Linked DNA regions of Homo sapiens: region 1 is linked to region 2. A link is a loop called in an ENCODE intact Hi-C map of the cell type or tissue named here. Cell type or tissue: Caco-2. All regions are shown on one strand.

Evidence for each region. A loop is a pair of places that touch in the nucleus more often than their neighbours do. Peaks named below come from ENCODE experiments on the same cell type or tissue, not always from the same donor. Only the 100,000 strongest peaks of a DNase experiment are listed, where the experiment ranks them.
Region 1: a loop joins it to region 2, with 5 times the contacts of the local background. A loop is called at or near these places in 12 of 110 quality-filtered maps.

Annotation. Positions count from the first base shown.
Region 1 is chr12:56,270,059-56,272,558 of GRCh38, reverse strand. COQ10A (coenzyme Q10A) reads right to left here. Exons shown (of 5, transcript NM_144576.4): 5 at 1,593-2,409. The coding sequence ends at 2,242. It overlaps CS (citrate synthase), which reads left to right. Exons shown (of 11, transcript NM_004077.3): 11 at 1-860. Among named protein-coding and RNA genes, the nearest start is that of COQ10A, 4.4 kb to the right of the region's middle. RefSeq lists a silencer at 1,100-1,394. In Caco-2, a CTCF peak has its summit at 1,287 (motif pointing right); no DNase peak of the experiment used is centred here.
Region 2 is chr12:56,188,377-56,190,876 of GRCh38, reverse strand. SMARCC2 (SWI/SNF related BAF chromatin remodeling complex subunit C2) reads left to right here and starts at 1,394. Exons shown (of 29, transcript NM_001330288.2): 1 at 1,394-1,526. The coding sequence starts at 1,416. TRS-CGA4-1 (tRNA-Ser (anticodon CGA) 4-1) reads right to left here and starts at 513; the gene lies at 432-513. LOC107984468 (a long non-coding RNA gene) reads right to left here and starts at 185. Exons shown (of 2, transcript XR_007063330.1): 1 at 1-185. RefSeq lists an enhancer at 748-847 and silencers at 1,088-1,367, 1,438-1,657. In Caco-2, CTCF peaks have their summits at 952 and 1,152 (motif pointing left); DNase peaks (open chromatin) are centred at 546 and 1,126; H3K4me3 peaks cover 2,500 bases.

The DNA.
Region 1 (2,500 bases), 82 kb before region 2:
TGGCAATTTTTTTATACTACCAAGTGACCATAAAGGCATGGCATTTGTTGTGACTGGCACCCAATGTTTGATTTTTTTTTTAAAACTATCCAATTAAAATTAAGGTCTGGGAGTGTTCTGTTTCCCATTACTTTAATACTCACCTCCTCCCAGACTTTCTACACCTGTTGCACCTCAGGCAGAGGATGTTCTGGACCTCCCCCTCTTGGTCCCTACTAGAGACCTCTCAACAGATCTGTGGGCCCAGTCATTGGGTTTTATCAGTGCTTAATGTGAACTAAGTTTTTTACTTCCACAGAATACAAGCCACTACCTTCTGACCTCCCCACCCCCCACCAACCCCCATCTTTTAATATGCTGTGGGGCATAGAACTCCGGAATGACCAGCATGATATTTTCAGAGTCTTGTCCCCGGGGTATTAGCACCTCTTTTTGAACAGGGAATTGATTCAAGATTGGACATGGTCTCCTCTGATTATCAGGTACTGGGGCTGAGGGCATTAAAAATAGTAAGCCTCCCTCCTCGTCCCCTGCCTCAAGAAATTGCCTCCTTATTTATCAACATCTTTTTCCTCCCTTTCCCTGAGAGCTCACAGTACAATGTTTCAGAAGCCCCATTTGCACAGGTTTTCAGCAACTCAGAATGCTCTACTTCTTTTTCTTTGAGAAAGGATTAAGATACACTCCTGCTGTGCCCCCATCTTTCCTCCAAACTCCTGCCTGTGTTTGTGTGGATACCCAGTCCCAGAACCACACTGTTGAGTTGGACACACTGTAAACCCCTGGGTAACTGTCAAGTCATGATGGAGACTTCAGGTTGTTCTGTATAAAATGCAAAATAAATGTTTTTATTAACAATGCTTGAGCCTATTATTAAATAAGGCCTGGAAGAACCTTTATTATGAGGTAAGGAATCTGGCTAGCAAGATCCTGAACTTAGTGGGTTATAAGTAATCTGTATCCATTTATCTTTAGGCAGGTTTGGCTTTCTTTTACCTTAACCAGAGGAAAGCCTCCCTGAGAAATTTCCAGAGGAGATTTCTGTCCTTCCTCAAGGTTAGGAAGTCCTTGATGTTTAGCCCCTAACCTTGCTAATTTTGTTGTAAGGTAACATACTCAAGGGCTATAGCTGAGATTCTCAATTGCTTATGTGACTAATCCAAGAACTGGTCTAGCCCACTGAGAGAAAGGAACAAACTACCAAGGACGAATGGGCTAGTACTGCTACCTCAGGACCAGAGCCACTAGAGGGCTCTGGTACTTCTTGGAGTGCCTGCTCTTTATAGCTTCCCTGAAGGAGGTCCCAAAAATAACAAGAGGTGGTCCTGAGGGCATCACATATATGGGAGGTCCAAGACCAGATGATTCTGTCCTGAGATCCCTGCTGCAACTGACCTTCTGAAAAAGTCTATAAATAGACAAGGGGGTGGGTACTAGGTCCTGGCTTGTAGAATGTGCTACTATAGTTAGCAGGGACACTGTGTCCAAGAGGCCTTCTTATACCTTCACTCCCCCAGGAAAAGAAGCCATAACTTCGTTCTACTCTACTATATCTACATTATTGCCCCAAGAAACAATATAATAAAGCCAAATTCACACTGTCACAATTTATTGAAATTTTATAAAAACTCAGGCCAAGTGGAAGAATAAGGTACAACTCAAGAGTACAAAGACAACTCCGTTTCCGTTCAGTACTTTTCTCCTCAGCACTGGTGGTAAGAAAGCCCCTTGCTCTCTAGTAGCCAGGCAGCATGGACTTACAGTCTTAAAATGAGGCTTTATGTATTTCAGGCTGGAGGCAGGTTGCCTTTTCTCCTGAGGAATCTCAGGCAGGGTAAAAGTTACTTACCACTCAGTACCTCTGTGCCAGAAGAAAAGCTCAATTTATTCAATCCTTAGAAAAGTTACTATCGTCCCCTGGTCAGACACTAAGGTGTCTTGATAAGGTCCAGAGACAACCACATAGTCCTTATTCTAATTCGTAGTGAAAAGGCTGCAGGCATATGGTGCTCCTACGATGGGCCTGACCCTTTCCTAAGCACATCTCATTTCCACATCCTTTGCCTTCTCTTTCCCCCAACATTTCCAGCCAGCATAGAACCCAATTTCTGGGAAATTGAGAGGAGAAACAGTATTATGAACACAGACTCCTTTCAAATTGGAACAGGAGCCAAACCAAATAAATAAGAGAATTGTGTAGGGAAGTGGGGTAGAAGGGAGGTCAGGGAGCAATCCCTTGCCTCAAGTCTGGTGCACCTCATGGAACATCAGTTCACGGGGGATGGCTGTTTCTGGACCAAACTTGGTGGCTGCCCGACGCTCAAAGGCAGCAACATTCTGTTTGACAACCTCATCAAAAAACATGGTGGCCAGCTGGGAGTGCAGCAGAGAACGAAATTCAAAGGAAATCTGGGAATGGGTAAGAGACAGTCAGAAACTTCCAGACCATGTTGGATAGTCCCTGGCCAAATGCAAGGAAACTGTTCCTCAGTGCCTTTTC
Region 2 (2,500 bases):
GATCACTCCCATCCTCCCAAATCCAGGGGTTAAGACCTTTTGGCGGCTTCCCTTTTGGAGAGAGAAAGTGCACGAAAGAAACGTGTGAGAACTGGGGTTACCTTTATGTGCTGTGAAAGGGGTTAAAAAAGTCGACGCCTGTAATCCCAGCATTTTGGGAGGCCGAGGCGGGCAGATAACCTGAGGTCAGGAGTTTGAGACCAGCCTGGCCAATATGGTGAACCTGTCTCTACTAAAAATACAAAAATTAGCCAGGTATGGTGACGCATGCCTGTGGTCCCAGCTACTCGGGAAGCTAAGGCAGGAGAATTGCTTGAACCCGGGAAGCGGAGGTTGCGGTGAGCCGAGATCGCGCCACTGCACTCCAGCCTGAGCAACAGAGCGAGACTCCCTTTTAATAATAAGAAGAAGAAAGAAAAAAAAAAAAAACCCGTCACGAACAGGATTCGAACCTGTGCGGGGAAACCCCATTGGATTTCGAGTCCAACGCCTTAACCACTCGGCCACCGTGACTTCCAAAACCGCGCTTTATCGCGCGCTTACAGAAGGGGTCCGCACTGCAATCCGGGAATGCGTGCGGGAACCGGAAGCAGGGTACCGGCCCCGACACACACACACCTGAGGACTCCCCACCCCTCGGTTCCTTACCTCCTATCTACGCCACCCAAAGAAAAAGAGTCGGATGGACTGGGTGACCCAGGGAGGGAGGGTCTCCTGCCTAGCGAAGAGTCGGGGTCTCGAGTAGGAGCTCACACCTACTTAGGAGGCGACAGCGAGGCCTGCGGAGGAAGCAGTTGAGGGAAGGCACTGGGCCGCCAGGGTGGCGACTAGGGGACATTTGGGTTAACAAGTGAGGGGAGTGCTGGGTGGACAAGGCGCGAGGAGTGAGGGAGACTCTGAAAAGTTTAAATGGGGAGCTGCTGTGAATGGATGGAAGGAAGGAACTTCTTGGGGAAAGGGGTTTGGGGTTTTGGGGGACGAGGGGCTTCGTCGGGTTAGGAATGCGCAAGGTGAGGACCACTCGGGTCTACGGGTTGGGGCTGCTCCAGCGACTGGCGGCCGCCTGGAGTGGGATAGCGAGGTGACACTCCCGAGCTGAGGCAAAAAGAGGGAAAGGGCTTCGCGTCTGGTAAGAGCGATCTCAGGAGAATGGCGCCCCCTCCAGGAAGCGTCCTTCTCCCCGGAGGCTCCCGCCTCCGCTGCCGGGGAGGCCGCCAGGGTCGGCCCGCGCCTGGAGCTCCGCCGCCGCGCCCGGCCTGCCGGCAGGGGGCGCAGCGCGGACCGGGGCCGGCCCAGGCGGCGGGAGGCGGCGGCCGCGGCGGCGGGAGGCGGCGGGAGGCGGGCGGAGGAGGAGGCGGAGGAGGCGGGAGCTGAGCTGAGTGGGGCGGGCGGCGGCGGGGCCCGAGCCGGAGAAGATGGCGGTGCGGAAGAAGGACGGCGGCCCCAACGTGAAGTACTACGAGGCCGCGGACACCGTGACCCAGTTCGACAACGTGCGGCTGTGGCTCGGCAAGAACTACAAGAAGGTACGCGGGCCGGGCCGGGCCGCGCGGGGACCGGGGGCGGGACAAAGGGACCGCGGCCCTGCAGCCCCGGGATCCTGCCTACCCTCCAGGCGCCCCAGCCCCTCCCCCGCGGCCTCCCAAGCAGCCCCCCGCGCGCCCTCCTGCGCTCCCGCGCCCCTCCCCCAGCCTCCCTCTCCCCGCACCCCCAGCCTCTGAGCCCAGCCCCCGCCCCCACTGCTGCGCCCTCTGCCCCTTGTTTTTCTCTACTGCCCGGCGGGCCCCGGTGCCATTAGCCCACCTTCCCCTCAGCCATCGCCCTCCTGGCTTTTCTGGGAGAGGCGGCCGGCCGGGTGTGGACCGGGTGCCCAATGGGCTCCCCCGCAACCCGGAGCGTGCCCGCCAGAGCTCCCCACGGAGCCAGGTACCAGCGGGGCTGAGGCCTCTCCGGTGCTTTGTGTATGTTCAGAGAGAGAGAATGGAAAGCAGGAGGGTAAACAGTCACAGAGCAAGCCGTTGGCTGCTCATCAGCCTGAAAAAGGTCTCCACCCAGGGATCACCTGTCTCCGCCGCTCATCCCCCACCTTCATCTAAGGGGCAACAGAATCTCTCAGGGAGCCGGGGTATAGGAGTTCCTGGGTAGCGGCCCCTTCCGAAACCTTTCCTCGATTTTACAATGAAGTCACCTTGCAACCTAGCTTTGCAGTACCCTGGGTTTGGGGTCGAGAGGTTAGGGTGAGCTTCCTATCTCTAGCCCCTCACACCCAAACCCCATAACTGGAGATCATAAGGTGGTGAACAAAAGGTTCAAGAATCCTTACCTGTCTTTTCTACCAAACCTCTTCCTGGTGTCGTCTTTGTCTCTAGGCCTGGTTTTCTCTGGAAATGGTCTGCCTCTCTTTTTCTCACTACCCTCAGAGAGGGATTCTCTTTATGGCTTTCTTTCAGCTCCCCAGTTCTTCCTGCCGGCTTTGCAGCTCGTCAGAAGTGTGCTTAGT